3 separate regions of the Mus musculus genome follow, and regions 1 and 2 are each linked to region 3. The links are chromatin loops, found by intact Hi-C in ENCODE. Cell type or tissue: left cerebral cortex. All regions are shown on one strand.

Region 1 (8,000 bases), 92 kb before region 3:
CCTAAACGCAAGAAATAGGTTTACAAACATGCCCCTCCTCACTTCTATCTGGAAGAACAGATATTAATCACCAGGTACCTCCAGATCCCGAGACAGAGTCACAGGAACCCACGTTGTAATTTTTGCCAGCTCGTCCTGCCTTCTGTCACCTCCCCACAGCTTCCCTTCCCACAATCTGCCACTTAAGAAACTCCTCTCCCTTTGTCTCCTCATTGCTACTCTTTTGTCAAAATGCTGTACAAGCCCACGTTCCCCCCACCACCACCCCCACCGCCCCGTTACTCATCGCCTAACTACCCCGTGTGCATGCCTTACACATGTTGGGAGTCCTGGCGAGCTCTCAGGTGTTAATCTGATCTGCAGGGCCCTGGCCCAGGTGCCTAGGAAGGCGAGAGGGAAAACGAACGTCTTCCTCCTGGACAGCACAGTAACTTCAAGTTCTTCTGGGTTCCACTCACCGCATGGCTTCCCTCTGAATACAGTCCACTCCGTGAAACTTCAGTCCACTTGATATGCAAACTTTACCTTCAAATTCACGCTGCAAGGCCTAATTCGAAGCCTGAAAATCCTGTATTTTCCCTTTATTCTTCGATAATGACTTCGTTTAGCATAAACGGCGTCCAGTTTTCTTGAATTCCTACTCCGTACCGGAACACATCCCTGACCACTCCCTGACATTTATTTAGCTCACGAATGTTATCAGCTTAAGGCTGTTAGAGGCAATCACCTTTATCCTCTGGCTGACTTTAAATGGCGATTATCTTCCTGTAGATCACAGAACTTTTCACACTCCTTTATTTAAGAGACATGTTTGCCTTCATACCCACAGCTCAAAATCTTCAGCTCCAAACTTCCCCTTCTCCACTTTCTACCTCAGTATTCTGGCTAGATAGGTGGCTCAGCTGCGCAGTGCCCAGTGCCCCTGGTAACAGGGCTCTCGCTTCCCCGACTTCTGCCTCACTGTGTTGTTTCCAAGATCATCCACTCTCCCTCGTGTATAAAGTCTACTCTAGCTCACCAAAGTTTTATCAGCTGCTTGCTTTCAGTTTTAAAGAGTTCAGGTTTTGGTTTTTGTTGATTCTGCTCTGCCCACGTGATTCAGTTTCCTTTGTCAAGGACTTTGTTTTTGATTCGTTACACTGAATCACTCCAGTTTATTATTTTGCACTTTCTTAAGAGTTGTTCTGTGATTCTTGCCTCCTATGGTGCTGAACTGGCTGCTGAGGGGTGGACACTGACGATTTCTCAACTCCAATGAGCTTGTCTTGTCTTGCTGCCAACAACATACCTTCAAGACATGTAATGTCGGTCATCCATCGGCTTCTACGCGAGCCCGGGGATCTCACTGTCCTTCGCCAGACTTCCCTTCGTGGCACAAACAACAGCACCTTGGCTAGGGGTTTTGATTTGTCCTGGCAACAACTCCCTCCGCACCCAGAACTCGATTGCTCTGGAGAAAGGATCCCTATGAGCTCAGCAGCCCAAGACCAAGCTCCCAACCCGAAGATTTAGTTGCTCAAGAGGGACAAAGGGCAGGGAATAAGAGTCAGAGGAGGCAGGAGATAGAGGACGAGGGAGAAGGGGAGGGAAGAATGGAGAGGACATAGGGATATTGTCCCGGAGGACAAGGATTGGCTCTAGATACAGAAGAGACAGATGCGGCCTATAGGAAAATAGTGGTTTATAAAGGTAAAGGGGAAAACTTGTAAAGAATGAGGTGTCTAATTCTAATGGGGCTTGTTAATTAGGTTAATTAAGTTAATTAGCCAAAGGGGGCTTCTCATTGCTAGACTTCAGTACTCTGATAGCTGGACCTTGGTGGTCAATCACCAAAGGAGGACGTGGGCAAAGAAGGGAATAGATGTTCTTGGCTAGCTTGAGGAATGTAAGCTAATGGGTTTTAGCAAAGCGGACGGAGTGAGGAGTAGGGCGAGGCCTGCCAGAGCCATGTTTGTGAGCTGACTAGAGTCCCTTCACCTGGGGCTCCAGGAGGCGTCCTAGACCCTGACTGCAGATGGGAACTCCTCTAGACTTAGTACAAGCACACACATGGGGTCACCTTACCCAAGAAGCGTGTCATCGCCCAGGATCGCGGACCCCTCCACCAAGCACTGCGCCAGAGTCGTCAGAGGCAACTTTTTCTGGAAAGGAAAGAAATGGCCCACTGAAAATCTTCCACCCGCATCCTCTGAAGCAACAAAGCCAAATACTGGGAAAGATAGTTTACTAATATAACTGTGGAATAAGCTAACTTCAGAACATGTTTAATCTTGAAGTGCTAATAAGGGCTAGACTTAAGAGATAACACAAATTGGAAGCGTAGTAAACAATGTATTGCTTTAGTGAACGAGCCCATCCCTACATTTTAAAGGTGAAGTGGGATAACAAAAAGGGAGAAACAGACTATTTCAAAACCATGCCAATGGAGGTTTGAGCAATGCAGCTCTTTCCTGCATAAGACTACCCACCCCATTCTATAAACAAGACAGCACATACTCAGCAGAGCAAAAGTGTTCACATAGGACTGCAGTGCACAGTAAAGGCCGGCGGGCTCATGCAAAGGCGCTCCAGCTCGTTAGTGACTCAGGAAACCCAGCCAGGCATCCAAACAAGGAGCCTCCCTCACCCACACTCACCTGGATTTAAGTAGAAGATGAACATTAGCTTAGCATGTGTAGAAGGGCATTCTTTTAATTTTGGTTGTGAGCCTAGCCTTTAATGGCTGAGCCATCTCTCCAGCCCTAGAAGAGCATTCTCACTGGAAATTTCAAACAGTCCTTCACTCTGGCAAAGTTCAGTAGCAGCTTAAAGACTAACAGAAGCTGCTGTTCCACTCCTGGGATGCCCAAAGGTCCCTAGGAGGTGTAAGCAAGTATCAGAGCAAACACACGATCCCCAGTGTGACCAGCAGCCTCCATGTGACAACCAGAAGATGGAAACAATTCAAGTATCCATGGGCTAAGAGAATGTTGCCTATCCTTGTAAAAGGCCATCTCTTGGCCTTCACCAGATGCCATGACGGTGCCTCAATTCTTGTGCACCCTTCTACTAAAAGTCTAACCATAGCTCATCTCACTCTTGCATGTGTGTTCATTTTTACTCTCTATTTTCCTTACAAACGTCAGTATACACTTTGATATAGGTTCATGTGTATAAAAAGTTTGTCCCAGCTGGTGGTACTGTTCTGGAATACAATGGAACCTGTCTTGGTCATGGAATGGTGGAATGGTGAACGTTACAGTCCAGCAGGGATACACATTTGATAGTTACATGTCAGCCGCAGTTCCAGCCTGAGCTCTCTGCTTTCTGATCCTCTGACATGTGAGCAAGTCACAGCACAAGCCCTGATGCCAGCCAAGTCTTCTCCCCATGATGGATCCTGAAACCCTGAGCCACAATGATCCTCCCTCCTTCTGTGAGCAACACATCACTCCTGTCTCTGGGTCTTGTCCTCCTGGGTATGTAGAGATTATTTTTCACATCGTTTCCTATTATTACATCTAGAAAATGGAGATGGAAAAGACAAGGAGGTGAATCTGAGGGCTTGGATTCCAAGGTCAGGAAGCGGGTGGGACGGGTAACAAAAAGAAAAGTGATGTTTTTATTTATGTGGATGGGTTAGGAATCAAGAAACCAGAAGGAAGACATTAGGGGCAAAGAAAGAAGTAAAGGAGGTGGTGCCTTCACGGCAAGGAAGATGGGACAGCCCACCATCAAAGGCAGCAGATAGGATGGAGGCTAAGGGGCTGTATCCCCAACAAGCTACAACTCACTTCTACTTCTAAAGGAATTCCCTGAGGCCAGGGTAAGGGATCTACACCAATAGGTTCCGTAGCCACCTTATAGCTAACAACTGCCCATCACCCAGGCCTTATCTGCTTTCTCCCATCCTCTGCCAAACTCCTCTTCATATGAAAGGACACATCCCCTCTGCTAAACACATCCCCTCTGCTAAAAACATCCCCACTGTTGCCATGGATCCCTGCTGATCCTGATCCTTGTTGAATGAACGAATTCTGTAGCAGGCTTCAAGCTAGCCTGTGGTTTTCCGGGTTGAAGATAAGCTCTTAGAATTAACTTGTCACCCGCTCTAGAGTTCAGGCAAAAACTCAAGAATAAGACAAGAAAAGACAGAGTGTCCCCAGGTTTAGATGCATCCGCCTGTCATATCTGAAATGACTGTTCTTTCTAAAATTATCCTGGGCTTAAGAGGCATGGATTGTAAGATGACTCAGGCATAAAATCTCCCATACTCTGTTCCCCACACATATCTGTATTTGTGTTCTCTCATGTGACTCTGAAAACTACTTCCCACTTTCCTCTAATTCTCAGTCCTAGAAATCAGTGTGTGTGATTTAGGCTCCGAAAGGCCAAGGCTTCTTCTTGCTCAGACCAGACTAGGTTTCTGTGGGCACCTGAGGCTAGCCCAGGGCCTTGCTAACAGCCACAGGTTGAAACTCCTTAGTACTTGCACAAATTAAGCACAGTACAGTCATTTACAAGTACTATCTCATTAAACTCACAAATGTCACCACATGGTAAAAAATCACCGCTATCACCACTTTCAAAATGAACCAGCTAAGGCTTATGAAGCCATTCACTCCCTCAAGGTTCTGCAGGCAACACGAAGCAGCAGCTTCACTTCGCTGGAGACCCCAGGCTGGACCTCAGAGCCCTCTCACGAAATTGCCTGTTGTTTTAAATTGGTGGGCCAGTGTGTCAGGCAGATCCTGTGCCTCAAATACTCATGGACTGTCTGTTCCTGACATTGGTCTATTTTTATCACCGCCTACCATGTGGCGGGCCCTGTTTTAGGCACTGAGAACACAGCTGGTGAAGAGCAAACCCCTGTTCCCATGGAGCTTGGTTACAAGTGACAGAGACCAGTGATCATGGTGCTTCAGGCACTGTGAAGAAAACAAGGTGGGGTGATGAGCCATGGGAGAGGAAGGAGATGATGCCCTGGGTGCATCTTTGATGATAAGATGGAGCCTGAGAAGAGCAATGAATAAAAGTCACTGGCCTGAAATGCTCAGAAAGAACTGCACACAGGGGTCAGAGCAAATCCAAAGGCTCTGAGGGAAGGCGGTGCTCTGAATATTAGTGCAGTCCGAGAAGGATAACAGAACGACGGGAGCAAACGCTGAGCTCAAAATCACAGAGGAAAGGCTCAGTGAGGAGTCCAGACTCCTCTGCTCCACAGTGGATGGGAGTCCTTTGGTGGGACTCCACAGGGACAGTGGCCTCATCTGGTGCCCATACTAAATACCTGCGTGGGAGGCAGCCGACGATGAGATACGGAGAGAGAGAAGACTGATGAGAACCACCATCAGATGACAACCATAGGGACAGGGGCAGGGATGCAAGGCAAAGCAAAATGGAAATTCACAGAAGAGGCAGCAAAGCTTCTGGCCAGCTTGGCTGAGAGTTCACAGGGGAGGGGGTAGCATGCTTGGCTGGGGGTTCTGGAAAGGAAAGAATAACCTGTAATATCTGAGATGGAGGTTGGAGCCAGTGGGTAGACCTTCGCTAGATCCTCCTAAGAGAGCCTCCAGTGTTACAGGTCCTGGGTTCCTGACTCAAAGGCCATTAGTTTTCTCAGCTCCTAGTTTCCTCTGGGTGATCTCAGCTCCACAAAGTCAGTGGCCACTCAGGTCCCTCTTCTCTGGTACATTCAGGGCAGAGTCGGAATACCCTGCCAGCAGTATCTGTTCAGGATGCTGGCTTTTCCAGCTCCCTGTTCCTTGTGGCCTTACCGAGGTCATGCCCATATATGTTTAAGTGGCCTTCCCTTCTGCCACGCGCACAGCGGTGAGCAAATGGGATGCCATGACACCCGTAAGGCTGAGGTCTAGGTCCTAGCCCTGACCTATCGGGCGTAACTAATCCCCCGCAATCCTTACACCACCTCCCTCCTCTTTCTCTGAAGTCCACTTGCCCTCCACATGGTTTGTTTCTGAAGAATGTCTGACTCCTTCCTGGCCCTGCATCCTTCGGGTCTGACCATCTTGTCTATGTCTATCACAAGCCCACTTCCTACCATGAGATTCCTAGTGATCTGCTCAGTAGCACTAGGAAACAATCAATGTAATTGGTGACCATCATAGAACCTGCTTGTTTCTAACCTGGGCCTTCCAGGACAGAGGTCCATCCGAACATGCTTCTTGGCACATACACTACCCTATGTGACAGACATGGTACTCTCTAATACTTGTTAAACAAAGGAGGCAAACCATTTATTTTATTGTATGAGCTTCTCATAAGATATGCAGAGCTCAGACCCCTAACAACTGACAAGTTACCTGATTAAGGATGCAACATGGAAATGAGATACACATGCTTGCCCCTCTCCATCCTATACTGGGAACCCAGATAAATCAAGCAACCAAGAGTTGCTAATACTCTTCTCACCAACAAGGCAATAGAGACTTCCCATCTGCATGGGCAAGCAGCTATAGCTTTCAGGACCACAGTTAAGGCCTACCCAATTTCTGGACATAACATAGAATGCAGCCAGAATTTCCACATGCAAAGCAACCAATCCCAAGGCCCTGCTCCACTACTTGCCTTCACAAGCCCTCTCCTGACCATAATCCAAATATCCAGTCATGCCACTAGGAGGTGGTACCAATTCAGGAGTACAGCCCATCACCTCACAGCCTGAAGAAATTACTCAACCTAACCAGAAGCCTTCCACCTGCCTCCCTTCTTCCTCCCTCAGAAACCATGATAAAGGTTTTTGTTTACACCTCACTTCCTGACCACACACCCAGTACTGCCCTGTGTGTCCCCAGGAAGCCTGGCAGGGCCCCTTCTCCTGGGGGCTGAGTTACAAACCATTCTCCCCACACTCTTACCTTCAGACCTGTTGACTATGACCATACCTCAAAATGATCTAGAAATAAGCCAACCTCTGCTAAATGGAAGGAATTTGCAGAACTCCCAAACCAGCTAAAACTTCACACTTTAGATAATTCTGTCTTAGCCCAGGAAATACATTAGGGTCAGTTCACTGACAACTTTAAAGTCTAGCTTCAAACCTCCAGCAGTAACAGTGAAATTGGACTCTTCTGTTTTGTTTGTCAACAGGGTCTCCTGCAGCCCACCCAGACCTCAAACTTACTATGTAGCCAAGGCTCCCCTGGAGCTCACGATCCTTTGTCCACTTCCATTGTGTGGAAGTTACAGGTGTGTGACACCATGCTTGGCACTCACATGAAACTCGTGAAAAATATACTACACTTAGAATCATTTACTTTGCAGCAGAAGAAAGGCTGTGGGTCAAAGGTGACCTGAGCTCCAGGTCCCCACCAGGAACATCACCCTGCGTACCACGTTAGAGCATCTTTGATAAAGGGAGCTCATACCCGCAGGCACTTTGTAGGACTGCAAGGGTCAGCCTCCTAAAATCCCTGACCCATGCAAGATTCTCTCTAGATATTTTCCAGATCCAAGGAAGTTTTATTTATATCAGACATGAGGGATTCCTACAGAAAACAGAGTTTGAGTATACCCATTCTGAAATCCCCCCAAACCTTAAATGCTCTAAGATCTTAAATGCTCTAAGATCTGAAGTGTACTGAGCACTGGCTGTTTCCAGTCAGTAAGCATTCCATACCTGGCCACATGTGATAGCTTGCAGTGAAAACAGAAACACACCAACATATCAAATAACTTCATCCCCAGGCTATAGATGACACAAAGACAAATGAGTTTCATGTTTAGGTATGCCTCAGCTCCAGGATATACCATGAATGTTCACCGATACTCCATAATCCAAATATCTGAATGTTTCAAGTACTTGGACAGTAAAGAGAGAGAGAGAGCTAGCACAGTCCAGCTGGTGTCAGTTGGTGCAGGAGACAGAAGGAAGCGTGGGGCACATTCTCTCATTCTGTGACTCTCAACAGCCAAGGCTAAGACTGAGGCTCAGGGAGACCACTGCAAACAAGCCAGCACAACTCCAAAGGAAAACTAATCCAACAAACACCAACCACAGA
Region 2 (8,000 bases), 100 kb before region 3:
GGAAGTTCCCTGATGGAAATGTGACCAAGATGAGAGGTTTTCTTTTAAATACAATATAAGTACAGGCCAAACAAGGGCCTTCCCCCAGCCCCCAGATCATGTACAGCCTGGCAATTGAGGGGTCCAAATACCAGGACAACAACTTCCCCTGCCCCAGAATTAAGTGAAAAATCTAATGAACAGATAGCTAACTGGTAGTTCTGCTGGGTTGTTGTTCTTATCTGTAGGACAAACATAAGAATGTGGGGGTATAGGATTCAAGGGGGCATTAATAGCAGAAAGTGACAAAATGAAGGTATCTCAGCCTGTCAGAATGCAACAAGGAAAACCATTGTACAAAGGCTCTCAGATGCTGGGCTGGTTACATTCTACCAGGAGGACCCAAGCCCTGAGCACTACACTGATTCCAAGATAATCATTTAGAGAAATTTGAAAAGCGATTGCTCTAAGCTGAAACAGTAAGAGAAGCTAGCAGGAATCCCCGATGACTCTTCCTATAGAGATGCGCTCTACATAAAAGACCCATTTGTGGACTGACAGCAACTATCCAGAGTCAGCTATTGTAAGTAAAGGCATTAGAGTACTGAGGGACTTGGGTCATACAAAACATGGGAAAACATAGCTGTAAGTTATATGAGATAACAAATACACATCCATGTTGATTATAGGATCAAGAGAGAGCCACCACCTGACCAAGCTACCTAAGAACCAGCCAATAGATGCTTTAAAATGTGTGTATAGGTGAGGCGGGGGTTGGGGGCCTGGGGGGGGGGGGACCTTAAGGGCTGCAGTTCAGATCTCAATGCTCACACCAGTTTTCTGTCAGTATATTTAGATCTATTTCATTGACTTGCAGCAAACAGAACAGAATTACTTTAACACTGACAAATGCCATGTGTTTGATTCAATCCTCATTAAAGGTTGAATAAGTAAGATGGATCTGACAGATTCACTAGTGTAGTACTAAAATTCAAAGACCTAGTCATGGAAGTATTGACCAAGATGTGCTGAGTGAGGATAGATAAAAATGACTTTAAGGGGGCTCCGCGCAGAAGCACTGGGGTATATAGTACACGGGCAGCAGCCAGGAGGGAAGAATGCCTTCACGGCCAGACGCAGCTCGTCACCCATGTTAGGACCCACCAAATGTGGCTGAATGGGGAAAGAGTGTGGAGGTGGGGGGATGCTGAGAACCAGCCACCTCAGGAATGTAATTTGTGATTCCTGCTATTCACTATCACTCCGGAAGTCAGTGTGAATTTCATGGCTGTATCCTGACAGCTGTTCCTCGCTGACTAAGTGTGCAGCTTGAAGGGAGATGGCAGGAAGCAGTGGTTGGCTGGTTGCTTGATGTGGCTGTCAGCAAAGTCCTACAAGGCAGATAAGCCCAGACTGCATGCAGCCACTCAGCCTCAAGGGACAAGAGCAAGAACCTTTACTGAGGATGTCCATGTCACCCTAAAGACCGTCACTGAACTGACTGGAGCGTCAGTATCACGGGGGTTTGGGTCAGTCCTCTCATCAGTTACTAAACCAGACTCATGAAGAAAAGCCAGCGGAGAGCACGAGGGGCCTGAGCTACCTACAGTAATCTGCCAAGCGACTTTCTAAGAAGTGATTCATCCAAGGCCATGGGTCTACAAAAGAGCATGCCTGGATCTTGTTTCCTGATTTGTGAACCCTACTGGCAGGCTCTTAATCCTAAATCCCTCTGCCCAAGAGCTTTCTGGTTTTGCTTGTTTCATAAAAGTAAAATGAGAAAAAGTGATTCAGACTGAATTACAAAGGACTTACGGAATAAACAGTTCCTTCTAGACCAGTGTGTGTGAACTTTTGCTCATTTAACTTAGGTTTGTGTGTGCACATGCACACGCGCGCACACACACACACACACACACACACATACACACACACACACACACACACACACACACACAGAGAACACTGTAAGGATAAAAGGCAGTATGTACCATGTCCACCTGTAATAGCCACAGTCAACATCAGGGCCTCTGGCACTGATCTCCTGAAACTACAGGAAGTTTGTAGTGTGAGTAGCAGGTACAGAATGGCCTTGGAGTTGCTTCACAGAAGGGCTATCATAGGGACTCTCCCTTTACACCATCCACTTTAGTAGTGGACACATGTCCAGAATGAGAAATGCACACATCTCCTTGATGCACACATAATGTATCTCTGTTCTGCCTCTTGGTTCTCATGCCCACTCTTCCCTAGGTCAGGCACCTTCTTCCTGCACCCCAAAATTACACCACCCTAGGCCCTGTGCACCATCCCTTCTGCTTAGACAGTTTCCCCCACATCTTTGCACCGTTGCCTCCTTCTGGTTGTATAGATTCTGACCAACCATCTATTCAAAAAAGCACTCTTCTGTTTCCCCATCTGATGCTGGTGCCTCTTCCTCTACTGTTCCTTTCCAAAAATAGCCAGTGTGATCTTCTTCTTCAATAGATGGCTGCCTAAAATTGTCCTCCTGCCCAAGGTCTGCCTTCAGATTCAACTGTAGCCTCCAGATGGGCAGGGAACCCACGTTTCTGGTGTCTGCTGTTACCTCCAGTGCCTGGTACACAGGAGGTAGTAAGAGAAACTTAACAGATGAGATCTACCCCCATGCACACACACAAACCTGCTCCCACCCCCAAATATCACGGTCCCGTCAGCGAGGCTGCAAAGGAAGGGAAGAGACTCTACCTGGTCTCTTCAGAGGGAGGAGGGAGGAGGGAGGAGGGAGGAGGGAGGAGGGAGGAGGGAGGAGGGAGGAGGGAGGAGGGAGGAGGGAGAGGGAGGACTCTTACCTGGTCCGGGAAGAGTCCATGTCAAGCACCAGCTTGGCTAAATGTTTCCTCTGCTTTTGAATATTTGGAATTTCCACCTGTAGTTCCAGAAGAGAGGAGACACACAGTCAAACCCAAGGTCAAGGTTAATATCGGAAGAGCTAGGCTCTCAGAGAATGCTGGAAGAATTACTGGCAGTCACCTGAATGTTTGCTGCAAGTCTCCCGGTCCTTGTTTTCAGAGTAAAACCTTTTCCCCTTCGCCACTGTCTTGAATCCAGTCATCCACAAGTAGCAATTATGTTTCATGTTTACAATCTAATGTCAAGCTCCTGGATTTATCATCTAGTATAGCTACTGCTTTCCTCCCTCCCTCGCCACTGTGTGTGTGTGTGTGTGTGTGTGTGTGTGTGTGTGTGTGGTGTGAAAATCCACCTGAGAGTTGTCCCCCACATCTAAAGGACACAGTATAGTGTCCTCACCCCAAGCTGCCCACTGCATTTCTAGAACTAGTACTTATCCTGCATACATAGAACACTGTTCTCTTGACCAGTAGGAGATGAAATATTCAATTCCTTAAATCCCTAAGCTGTACCTGTTCTTTCTCCCCGGGACACCCAGCAGGCCCCTCATTACCTGGGGACATTTCTAGGTTCTGCGTATCTCTGCTTGCCCAGGGAAGCACTGCTCTTAGCCACACTCCTGCTCTTAGCCAAACCAGAAACAAACAAATAAGAAACAAAACAAAACAAAACAACAACAACAGAAACAGAGCCAATGGCTTCTGTGTCTACTTCCATAAGGGCCAAAAGCAGGAGTAAGGAAGGGCACACTACCATTTGAGTGCTAGCAGACCTAACTCAAGTGAACAGTTGAGCTCAGAGAAACTGTGGCCTTAGCAGACCCGCGATGCCAAGCATCTGCTGAGGGCTACCACTAGGACATACAGTTTATATTTATGGAAACAAAGGAGCCATGTTAGCATATTTATAGAAATAAAGCAAGGTTTCCCACAGTCAGCAGGGAATAACTCGGCCTCCGTGGAGTTCCTGCAAGGGCTTCTTCCATATTGGTTGTATGTGGATGCTCTTTTTATATTTCTCTTTCTAAAAATGACTTCCTTGAAGACTACAGTGCAGGGTTTTGATTTCGGGCCCAGCAAAAGTAGGGCAGGATGGGAAAATTAAAAAGGAAAATTGGCTATGAATTGCATGGAAATCATCTTGGGGCTCAGGCTTTTTTTTTTTTAACACTCGGGGGAAGCGTGGGGGTGGGGGGATGTGAGAGAACCCAGTGCTCCGTGAGGGAGAGGCTTTCTGCCCACTCAGCTGAGCTGGACTGAGGGATGCATGGAGAGGACAGCTCAACAGCAAGAAGCATCCCAAGCATGCACAGAGCTGGGGGGCAGGGCTGGGAGGCAGAGTGTGGTTCAAGTCTCAGCCAGGGGCCTGAGTTCCCTGCTGAGTCTTGTGTCTCCCCCACCTCACCCCAACACACACACTTTTGGGGTTGTTTCAGGCTTTGGCCAGAGCCTTATAAGGAGCAGGTGCCTCTCAGGAGTGTTCCCGCCAGGGGCAGATGGGAATAAGGTCAATGGTTAATTGATTCCATCCACAGTGTGTGATCCAAGGGCTTACAGCTGTTCTATGCTGAGCCGTCAAAGCACCGTGTCAATTTATTCTTCCATCTCCTTTAGGTTCATACCCAATTATTTATTTATACCTCTGTCTCAGAAAGAATACAGGAGAGACAAGGACATGCTGAAGGTGATCTAGAGATGAAACCAGATGTGGACTGGGCAACATTACAGAGCTTCTAAAACTTCTAGTCGTGTGAGATGACGTCAGTTTAAATTTAAATGGGCAGAAGACAACTAGGATTAAGTCTGAGTCTCCCGGGTTGCACTAATAACCACATTCGATGTGTGTCATGGCTGGAGAAGGCTAGGGGCTAGCTCACAGCACAGGGACAGACAGCTCCATCTCTCACACAGAGCAACTGTTAGGTTTTGTATGGCCAGTGAAATGCAACAGAGAGATCCACACTGAGAGGCCCATAAACCTCCGCGGTTTATCTCAGCGGATAAAGCTGCGTGAGATGGGAACTAGGGAAACTGCCACAAAGACGTTAAGATAGCTTTCTAATAAAATCGTTTAATTTAATATCCTGTATAATCCAGGAAGAAAAGGACACCAAGCAAAGAGACCTTAAGATGCTCTTACATCAGCTCCCCAGACTCCTATGGAGGAAGCTGCCATTCATGACACTAGTTGCTAAAGACTGGAGATGGGCAGGGAACGGGGCGTTGGGAGGGGCCGGGGTGATGGGTGTGAGTCTGCCTGGCTTTGTATGCTTATCCATTCGAAGGTGAACAGAGAAGACAGTGGGGGAGGGAAAGAAGCTGAAAGCTCCACCGTCCTTGGAAATCTTGATCATGGTGTGGTCATGATGCATCCTGACGGAAGACAAGGTCAGCGGCTGGCGAGAAGGAAGGAAACAGTGGAGGGCTGGACATGAAAAGACTGTCACTGTCCCAGGCTCAGCCTCACCTCAGCGAGCAGGAACAGGGGCTCGATCACATCCCTCTCCACTTGCAGCTCAAAGTGGATCAGCTCCTGAGCTAGCTTGTCCTCCGTCTCTCCGCAGAGCTTCAGCATCTTCCTGCAAGCAAGGGGGGAAGGCATCCTGAATATCCTGGACCGCCACATCAGGCAGAGTCATGCTCCAAGTCAGTGTCAATAAGCTGGCTGGTTCCTATGGCTACCGGTGGCCAAGCTGCTCCCACTGACTCCATGTCTGAAGTTATCCCCTACTCCAAACACTGCTGAGGGACTGCCAGGGACAATGGGGATGCATGGGAACTATGAGAAATGGGGGGGAGGGAGGGGGAAACAGGATCACCCAAGCTCAATCCGCCAGCATTGGGATTCAATTGCTTCCTCTCTCGGTTGGGATTGCCGGAGAGAGCAGGTAAGATGGGTCCTCGAACACACCACACCTTCAAACATATACCTAAAACTCAATTCCACTAGGACCGTTCTCCTAAGCCACAAAAACTTACTTAGAACACAGTGAATATTTAGTGTGTATATGGAAAAAGCCAGAAAGTCACCCTACAGATTGCCCAAGACTGACCAAATAGTAGGCAACATAACAAAGAGAAAGTCCATTTTCTGAGAAAAGGGACTATTTCAAAGATGTTAGTTTCTCCCAAATGGCTGTCCTCTTTACACCGTACAATGTTCATTGAAACTCAGGTATGTTTTAAATATCAACAAAAGAATAAGAACACAATTTATTCTCAGCTTACAGAATGCCTTCTCTATTCTAACATGGTTTGTACATAATATGATGCTACCATTTGGCCAAAAATGTTTCCAGCATTGGTTTTATAGTCAGTTTATCTTGCATACATGGCTCTTTCCCCAGTGCGGGGACTGAACCCAGGGCTTACACACACCCAGCAAGAACACTACTAGTGAGCTTCCTCGGCTCTACTTGCTTTTCACACGCATTGATTTTTAGGACTTGTTCATATTTGCTTATGGGAAATTCATCACTTTGTTATGTGGAGTTCCTTTCTATGAACATGCCTACCTCCATGTTAAGCTTTTCCATGATCAAAAGATTTTGGCGACCACACACACACTGCTGTAGTATGTATGTATATATGTATGTATGCATAGCTCATATGTATGCATATACCATATATCATATATCACATCTGCATACATACACATTCATGCCCAGCCTCTTTTCTTATGTTTGAGGGTTTCCACTGCTCTGTGCCTCATGACTCTGAATATGGACATCTTGATTCCTATCAACTTGGTGAATCTGTATGCCATCTCTCTCAGGCTCTCCAAGACCCAGGGTCCATGGAATATCCCTCACGTCCTTGGCTACTTCTGAACTGGGATCTAGTTATTTGAATTTATTTGCAATTCTTTATATACTCATACATCTGGAGGGAAATGAAAAATGGGCTCTAATTCTCTACCTATCACTTACTGTAAGTGTCAACTTCCAGCTTGTGGTTTTAGTCTTGCACCTTTACACGGGTGCTTTCAACCTAGCTTTCTGGCACTTTCCTTCACACTCCTTCTGCTACTTCTTAACTTGTACAATGTTAAGCATTAGTTGTTGACCCCCTAACTATATAAACTAATAATTTGTATTCACATTTCCTCATTCTCTGTTTATTTACATTATTTATATCTTACTATATATTGTAGGCTACCTATTGTCATTCAAAAATCCAAACTTTAAAATTTTTATTATTTTATTATTTAAATTATTATTTTCTGTCTATGGGTGTTTCTCTTCTTCTGTTCATGATATACGTGCAGTGCCTATGGAGACCAGAAGAGGGCGTCAGAACTAGAATTACAGACAGTTGTAAACTGCCATGTAGATGCTGGGAATTAAGTTTGGATTCTCTCTGGGAGAATAGCCAGTGCTCTTAACCACTGAGTCACCTCTACAATCTCCCCAAATCGAAGCTTTTAAAATTTGGAGTCTTTGAAGCATTTTAAATATATATATATTAAAGACACCCCATAAAAGCTACGTAACTATTCTAAAACTATAAAAATCCCAAACTGTACAAACTAGTCTCAAGATTTAAGAGAAGGGCTTACTCCACCAGTACTGGAGTTAAGCTGCACAGTTATTGCATCCTGAGCACTGGGCTCTGCACTCAGGCTTGCTTGCTGTGTGCCTGACTGAGTCCCAAACACCGGCCACTCTTCCAACTGGCTCAGGGCACTAAACATTACTAGGTATGAGCCATGCCTTCTTGAGCTCACCCCTGCTGGACACGTGCCACCCTTGAGTTTATTCCCTTTGGTCCCTCAGACACAGCTGTCTCCCTAGAGTCTTCCTCCAGCATCTCTGGGCTTTGCCATGGCTCTGCCCGTGTTGTTCACCCTCCTCAGGAAGTGAAGGCATGTTTTAGGGCCACAGTTCTCAAATCCCTCTCGATGCTTCCACTGGCCAGGCCTTGGGTACAGCACTGAGCACTGGGCCTTGGGTACAGCACTGAGCAGTGTCTCCTTCTGTTGGGGAGGCTGTTTTAACTTGCTAGCTTCCTTTGCTGCTTTTGGTGGATCGGGAAGCATCGTGATTCTGGTTCTCTGTTAACAGTACAATGCTTAGTTCCAGAAGGTTGTGCAGCGTTCAGCCACTACTGTTCAGGATCCCAAACCCCGAG
Region 3 (8,000 bases):
TGTGTCCCCAGAACCTGCTCTCTGAGCTCAGAGAGCTCTCAGCACTGAGCCAGACCATAACCTCCCTATTTCCCATCACCACAGAAATAGCATTGGAAATAATCTGCTCTTGACTACTAATAAAAGGGATGCTTACAGATCCCTCTAAAACAAATAACCACAAATTACTGTTTTAGTCACATGGCTACTAATTTACTTTTTTAAACAGCCACAAGAAAACAATGCTTCTTATCACCATTATTAAAAAATTACCAATCAGTGTTGATGAATTCCTCTGGTGGAAAAAAGTGGGAGGGGAGGTGATTAATTGCTGCTCAAGGGAAAAAAAAAAAGGCTCCCTCACAATGACTTGCAGAAGGTCTGGGCTGAGAGAATTCTCCAAGAAAGTGAGGCTGCCTCTTGCTGACTGCAGAGAACAGGCAGGCCATCTGAGGGGAGACGGGACAGGCCTGTAGAGTAAGGGGCATGGAGAACCAAGGGCAAAGGGCCTTCTCTGTCCCTCTGCCAGTCTGTCATGAGTGGCTCAGTGTGGTCTGCTAGCACAAAAGCCACACCTCAGCAAGAGGGCCTGCCTGGGCTCCCAGGACTCTCTCTACTGAAGAACTTAAGGGGAGTCTCTGGTCTGGAGAAGCCTGCTGCCTCTCATAGAAAGAGGCTGCAGAAGCCTGCATTGATCTGAGAAGTCCAAATCACAGCCAGCTTTTGCAAAAGCAGGTGATGACTAATCTAGACTTGTTCTGACTTTTCCCCTCTGGTCCTATTGATTGCCTGATGGCTTTCAGAGACCTACTGAAGGACAAGCCGTCGCTTCAGGCAAAGGGTCCTCAGTGGCTTCGGCCAGAGCAGAAATGCCAGCTATGCCAAAAGTTCCTAGAGCAGCCAGGGCTATAAAGAGAAGTCCTGTCTCAAATAACCAAAAAAAAAAAAAAAAAAGTTCCTAGAGCCTGTGCAGCCTCATGCCCGGCCGGGGACCACTGTTCCTAGAGCCTGTGCAGCCTCATGCCCGGCCGGCCGGGACCACTGGCCGATGCCTGGACTGCCTGCAGTTCAACTGTGCAGGCTGCGCTGCGGCAGCGAGGCTTGGCAAGGCTGCAGGAGAAACCAAGCCCTCTCAGCTCTGTCTTGCACACTAGCAGTCGAGGAATAGAAAGCAGAGCTCTGGAGGCAAAATTCATCCTTCCACCCCCCAACTTAGCACCTCTAAACCCACACAACCCAGCGCAACCCAAACAGCCTTGCTCGCACCTACAATGTTACCATCTACAAGCCTGGGGCTCCTTGCTTCCTCTGGAACTCTGCCAGCTTTCCTCCAAGGGCAGACCCCTCGCAGAGCAGTTGGGTAGTCGCCACTGGAACCCATTTCCAAGACCCTGTACATAGAAGGCTAATGTCTTCCAAAGACTGGGTCAACTTTCAAGAAAAACGATCAGAACCTTCGTGGTCCATCTGGTGAGCCCTTCACCAGGCCAGGCTCTCTCCAACCTCATCCCAGCCCTCTAAGATGGCGGCTTACTGTGCTCCCCACCTACAGACCGAAAAACAAGTCCTTAACAGGGGCTGACTTCCGGTTCTTGTATCTTCTCTTCAGGGGCTGACTTCCGGTTCTTGTATCTTCTCTTTCGCCCTGTGCTAAAGTTTCCGCTCAGCTCTGTGTTTCACCCAGGACAAGCCAGATATCACTTCCAAGAAGAACAGGCTCTCAGGATGGGTAGAACCCCAAGTAGACTCTAAGTTTCAACAACAACAACAACAAGCAGCAAATGGCGGCATGCATGAGGCTGAGCCCTCCTTCCAGTCCACAACCCAGCAGCTGCTGCCGCCCTTCGCTCCTCCAAAAAGGCAGCAGCAGGTGCTCTCCCTGCGTCTTTGAACTACTCTCCTTGAGTCCTCTGCTTACAATGCATACATCTTTTGATCCAGTTGCCCAGGAATTTCAGAGAACCCTCTGCATGCCACACTGTCTCTGCCTCCAAAGGAGCTTACAAATCGAGCTGGGAAGATGATCGGCAAGTTAAAGATCACACAACAAATGAACCATCAAAAGCGCAGCACACTCTTAGAATTCAGGCTCCAATGAACAGAACTTCAGTTTGCCCGGCACTGTAATATTCCCAGATCAAGGCACTGTAATATTCCCAGATCAAGGCATTGTAATATTCCCAGATCACGGCACTGTAATATTCCCAGATCGGAATAGTGTGTGGCCCAGAGGAGACAGCCAGTGATTTTACACTGAATAACTGAGCACAACATGCCATCCAAAAAGAGTTAGAATGCTGGCCCAAAGATCCTAAAGCTACTCTTAGCCATTTTTCTGGGGTAACTCCACCATCATTACAATGTCTATATCTCCAAGGGGCAACCATCACTGTTCTCATTTTGCTAATAAAAAAAAATGTGCAGAGAGCTAATCACAAGATCATTAAGCAACCATGCAAATGTGTCCCACTTGATAATCACTTGATAAGCAGGCACAGGCTGGCCAGGGAGAACTTTCCAGAGTAGGGTCGGAAGTGAAGAAACACATATGGGAAAATCAAGGCAGAAACATGTGAAGATGACCAAAGCAAGACCTCATGTAGTCCAGGTTGGCTTTGAACTCACTATGTTGCCTTCCCAATTCTACCTTCAGGCGGATTACAGGTATGTATCACCATGTGGTGCTGAGGACTGAACCCAGAGCTCCATACATGCTAGACTCTTCCTATAGTTGCTATGCTAAGTTGCTGATTTCTACTAAGATATGCCCAGTTCTGAGAAGATAAGCCAATGCCCAGAAGTTTTTCATTTGTAATAATCCCAAAACCTGTGAGTTACAGAAAGTGAGCTAGGTGGGGAGTGGTGGAGAAGAGCAGCTCTCAAGCTCACCTCTCTACCGGAAAGAGGTCACTAAGGCCTCTCTACAAAGCACTTTATGACATCACACCTACCATCCAGACTTCCAGCACTATGAGCTGCTAGTGAGTGGAGATACTAAGAAGCAAATCATGGCCCCTTTCCCAATGCACAGGTTGAGTCTCTCAACATTCTCAATAGGAAGAAGAACCCCCACGCTACCTCCTTTCATTCCCATCACTGGCCAGAAGTAAACCATTTCATCTTGGCAATAAATATTGACCGAGCACCAACCGTCTACAAGGCACTGCTCTGTGCCCTTGGCATGCGAGGGTGATCAATACATTCTACTGGAGACAGACGGGCAAAAATCAAAAAGGTACAAGCTTTCAAACTGTGGGGAGTAGTGGACAAAAATGAAAAGAATGATGGGTAAGAGTGAGGGAGCAGGGGTTTTATCTGAGCCTGAGAGCCAAGTGCTGATTGATGAGAAAGCAATTTGGGAAGACCACATCCTCAACCAGGTAGTAAAAATTGGTGGTCAGCAAGAACAAATCTCTAAAGTGGAGCTGGGCTTCATGTGTCCGAAGCACAGGAGTTCAGGGACAGGGAGACAGGAAGACAAAATGAGCATGCTGAGACAAAGGGGGGTCCAGAGGGATGTGGCTACTGAAATGCTGGGGCTGCTAAGCAAAATGATGGCACTGGAAGTGTTGAAGCAGTAGAGTATCCTAAACTAATTTTTGCTTCAACAGTTTACTCTAAACTTCACCAAAACAGACACAAGTCAGGCCTCAACTTTGTACATGTTGGTCATCCACCTAAGCGCTCAGCAGCTCTGGCATAGCAGGGTGCAGCCCCTGGATTTGTACTTCTAAGAATGTTCTTTGAATACATAAGACTACTTTTTACAATAATAATAATAATAATAATAATAATAATTCAGTCTGCTTTTGCCTATTTTTCATTTCCTCCACGAATGACAGTGAAAAATATAGTTCCTATGCCCATGCCTCAAAAATCTCACAACTTAAAAACAAGTCCTGAAGGAAGATAGGAGCCAGGTGTCTGGAAGCAACACGAATGCCTTCCCTGAGACATCTATATCCGAGCACCAATCTCTAACACTCCAAGAGAACACCAGGCTACTAAGTGGACTGAGAATACTCCATGAGAAACAGCAACCTGTGGTCAGAGTGAGGGGCCCACCCCTGGGATGTCTACTGCCATCATGTATGCCAGAGCCCAGGGAGTGTGATCCAGAAGCCAAGACAGTAAAGAATGGTCAGCTTGACAACCAACAGCTACACCCCCCAGTACCAGGAAAGCACTATCTCAGCATCCAACATACCAAAGACAGTCCACGTGAGGCTATATTTGTGGCAATACCGTGCCAAAAATCTGGGCTAATCTGACTCTGCTATTCATAAATTCCCCCCTCATGTTAAAGCACATGTGTTTGGGAAGGGAAAATGAATCCAAGTCTAGTTTAGAAGCTTGGAAACGCTTAGGTTACTTGGAAACCATCTGGAGTTCCTGAAAGCATGAGAAGCCATCACATCCCCTGCCCTCAAATGCCCACTGTAACTAGGGCAGTATGCTTCCCTCATGTCCTCTATTCTCCAGGGAAGTCCCCACCCCCACCCTACCAGGTGCCAGCTCAAGCTCCATTTCCCACCCAAGAAAGGTATTTGGTTTCTCAACAAACCTGGCCGAGAGCACTCTATGTGTGGAGCCTGCACTTGAATTGCACCCAAGGCTTGGTTCTTCCCTTTCTGCTTACTTTAAACTGCACACCTAAATTCCTTTAACAACCACACAGAAATCCGGCCCTGGGCACACAGATTCCATGAAAAATCCCCCTCTATCTAACAAGCCTGTGTTTCAAGAATGTCTAGCTTTGGACGGGACCCACTAAGAATCCTTATGTAACCTTAATAGATCTTGGCACCCCACAGATCCGCTCCTGGAGACACTGGCCCAGATCTAGTCCATGTTCACCAAGATGAGAGCAGTCTGGGTCCTGCAGATTCCTGGGGCCAAGCTGTTCTGGACTGGGAGGGAGGAGAGACTGTCCCATCCCCTACCTGGCTGAGAGCCTCTGATCCTCCTCTCTCTGATCCTCCTCTCATCTTCCAAGGGAGTTGAACCTCACTTTCGCAGCCTCCCTCCCTCCCTCCACTGAAATCAGTCTTGGGACCGAGCCTACATCAGCCAGCACCTTCCCCCTTCTCGCCATCCTTTCCCCACCCCCAAACGCTGAGGAAAAAACAGCCAGGAAAGTGATCCAGCATCCCATACAGTCACAGCCCCTGAAAACAAACAGGGCTCCAGTGGGGAAGGAGGGTGTCGACCAGGCCCAACACTACCTCAGGACCCTAAGCAGCCCTGAACTGGGCGCAGGGAGGAAGAGATCTCCAGAGGCAGCCAACGACTCGGCAGCCAGCAGCTCCAGCAGAGCAAACACCTGTTTCCAGGAAGAATCGCTACCAGAGGAAAAGGGAGTCCCGAGGAAAGGCAGAGAGGGCGAGGTGAAGGGGCAGCTGGGGACGCAGGTGAGGATGCGTCACTCTCTGAGCCTAGACCGGCGAGCGAGAAGCGAGCAGGGGTCGGGAGAGGAAAGGTCTCACCAACGACCCGCGCGGACCCAGGAGGGACGCACAAGCTCCAGGCCGGGCAGCTCCATCACCTGCGCCTGGCAGATGCAGCCCCGCGGGCGTGCCGGCCCTGGGCGGCCAGCGGGTGACCTACCTGCCCACCGTCTGGTTGGCCAACTGGCGCATGCGGTTAAACTGCTTCTTCATCGTGGCCCCGCTGCCGCGCTAGCCCGGGAGCTGGGGAAGGACTGAGCTGCCCGGAGCCCACCGCAGGGTTACATGGCTCCCGCGCCCAGCCTCCCGGGCGACGGCGGCGGCACTGCGGAGCCTGGGGAGCCGCCTGGCCCGCGCCCAGCCTCCCGAGAGCACCTCCGCCTAGTCCGCCCGCCGCATCCTTCTCTGTGCCACGCCCGGGGCCGCCCAAGGCGCCCGGCGGTCAGCCCCAGCTGTAGCTAGCCCCCAGCCCCAGCCCGGCGAGCGAACCGGGGAGTCTCCGCAGGCTGGCTAGCCAGCTGGCCGGGTGGTCCCCGTGCGCCTGTGCGGAATGCGCCGTGCATGCTGGGACTTGTAGTTTGCCGCTCCCACCTTTCCTCTGTCCAAAGTTTGTAGGGACAGCTTTTGTGCAGAGGTGAGAGAAGACAGTATGACCAAGACGTTTAGGCTTTAGCCTTGTAGTAAAGGAAATACTTTCGTGCTTGAATAGTGAAACCAACGACACAACAACAAACAGAGTAAACGTCTGACTCCTATTTTCTCTCAAGCGAATGCGAGATGTTCAGTGTTGAATTCATATGAAGATATGTTAGGCAGATGTGTTCGTTAAATTGTATAAAGTCACCTTATTGGTGTTCAATCACAGTGTTAAGCTTGGGACAAAGGGGTTTCGAACTAGGCGTAGCATGCATCCCAAAATGCCATCCTTAATCTTTTTCAAACCCAGTAAGTAACCAAAAGTTTACATAAGATTGAATCAGTAACGTCTTGTCTACTAGCACAACCTGAGACAGCTTTCTTGTATGATTTAGATTCTATTACCATAGCTATGTCCATCTCCTTACCGCCACTAGACCTGAAATGGTATCAGCTGGGCAGCCCACTGGCATTTACCAGCTGGTTGAAAGAAATTGTGGCTCATTAGACTTGGAAGGTGGCAGGTGAGGGGGACAGCAAATGGCTCAATAGGTAAAGAAGCCTATTGACCTGTGTTCAGTGTCTAGAACATACACGGTAGGAGAAAATTAACTCCTGCATGTTGTCTTACGTACACACACACTAAATAAATATAAATAATGTAAAAAAAAGAAAGAAAATCACATGTGATCTCAATTAGTTGTCATCTTTATATATATCAAGTCAGAGTTGTTGGGCAGTAGAGACATTGGATCAAACAAATGTGAGTCTTCCCATTAGAATCTCACATATTTAATCAGCAATTTTAGGAAAACTGCTGGGACTCTCTCATCTCCAGCTTCCCTATCTCAAGTAGAAAGCACTGCTGTTTGGTAGATGGAAATGAAAGAGTGCTGTTTTCCAAATCTAACTACATACAGGCTATCATGTAGTCCACTGTGGCAGATACAATGGAAGATAGCATAATGGGAAAATCCAGGATCATTCCTATTATGAAAATAGTTTAAAAAAAAAAAAAAAGGAAGAGCATCCATCTATGACCCGAGATTCTCTGCAGTGTGTTGATTACAGTAGAAAGATGCCCTAAATATGGATGTAAGTGTCTTACTGGCCAGCGGAACAAATGATGGTTTGAGGCATGTTTTGGCTGAATGAACATGAAATCTTTAATTAATTGTGAGCTCAGCCTCTGCTTATTAGGTCAAGAGTTCTGGTCAATTAGCAGTGAAGGCATCGTGCTTGTGACTGACTGTATGTGGCAACATACAGTCATGTCAACGTCATGTTTATATAAACAAAGTACTTCTATTTTGAGTTTTTAAAAATCCTTTATTCATTCATTTATTTATTTATTTATTTATTTATTTATATTTATTTTAAACTGCAGATGTTATTCCCCTCCTGTTCCACCCTCCGACCATTCCACATCTCATACCTCCTCCCCACCCCCCTTGTCTCCACAAGGATGTCCCCACCCCCCACCCCACCAGACCTCTAAACTCCCTGTGGCCTCCAGTCTCTTGAGAGTTAGGTTCACCTTCTCCTGACTAAACCCAGACCCAGCCGTCCTCTGCTGTATATTTGTTGGGGGCCTCATATCAGCTGATGTATGCTGCCTGGATAGTGTTCCAGTGTCCAAGAGATCTCAGGGGCCCAGGTCAATTGAGACTGCTGGTCCTCCTACAGGGTCACCCTCCTCCTCAGCCTCCACAGGAGTCAGCAACTTCTGTCCATTGGTTGGATGCGAATATCTGCATCTGACTCTCTCAGCTGCTTGTTGAGTCTTTTGGAGGGCAGTCATGATAGGTCACTTTTTGTGAGCGCTCCATAGCCTCAGTAATAGTGTCAGGTCTTGGGGCCTCCCCTTGAGCTGGATCCCACTTTGGTCCTGTCGCTGGACCTTCTTTTCCTGGAGCTCCTCTCCATTTCCATCCTTGC

The links. A loop is a pair of places that touch in the nucleus more often than their neighbours do. Peaks named below come from ENCODE experiments on the same cell type or tissue, not always from the same donor. Only the 100,000 strongest peaks of a DNase experiment are listed, where the experiment ranks them.
Region 1: a loop joins it to region 3, with 4 times the contacts of the local background. A loop is called at or near these places in 4 of 42 quality-filtered maps.
Region 2: it touches region 3 in a loop (4-fold over the local background); 4 of 42 quality-filtered maps call a loop at or near these places.

What each region holds. Positions count from the first base shown.
Region 1 is chr11:65,065,016-65,073,015 of GRCm38, forward strand. Arhgap44 (Rho GTPase activating protein 44) reads right to left here. Exons shown (of 20, transcript NM_001099288.1): 4 at 2,065-2,141. Among named protein-coding and RNA genes, the nearest start is that of Elac2, 90 kb to the left of the region's middle. In left cerebral cortex, no CTCF peak of the experiment used is centred here; DNase peaks (open chromatin) are centred at 141, 4,183 and 4,802; H3K27ac peaks cover 1,480 bases.
Region 2 is chr11:65,054,487-65,062,486 of GRCm38, forward strand. It overlaps Arhgap44 (Rho GTPase activating protein 44), which reads right to left. Exons shown (of 20, transcript NM_001099288.1): 5 at 5,338-5,449; 6 at 2,811-2,887. Among named protein-coding and RNA genes, the nearest start is that of Elac2, 79 kb to the left of the region's middle. In left cerebral cortex, a CTCF peak has its summit at 7,138 (motif pointing right); DNase peaks (open chromatin) are centred at 1,324, 2,470, 3,945 and 7,173; H3K27ac peaks cover 425 bases.
Region 3 is chr11:65,157,000-65,164,999 of GRCm38, forward strand. Arhgap44 (Rho GTPase activating protein 44) reads right to left here and starts at 5,962. Exons shown (of 20, transcript NM_001099288.1): 1 at 5,587-5,962. The coding sequence starts at 5,639. 1700086D15Rik (a long non-coding RNA gene) reads right to left here and starts at 2,901. Exons shown (of 2, transcript XR_003949567.1): 1 at 2,869-2,901. It overlaps LOC115487730 (a long non-coding RNA gene), which reads left to right and starts at 2,881. Exons shown (of 3, transcript XR_003949568.1): 1 at 2,881-3,214; 2 at 3,822-5,390. In left cerebral cortex, no CTCF peak of the experiment used is centred here; DNase peaks (open chromatin) are centred at 749, 1,157, 4,260, 4,667 and 4 more places; H3K4me3 peaks cover 2,339 bases; H3K27ac peaks cover 1,525 bases.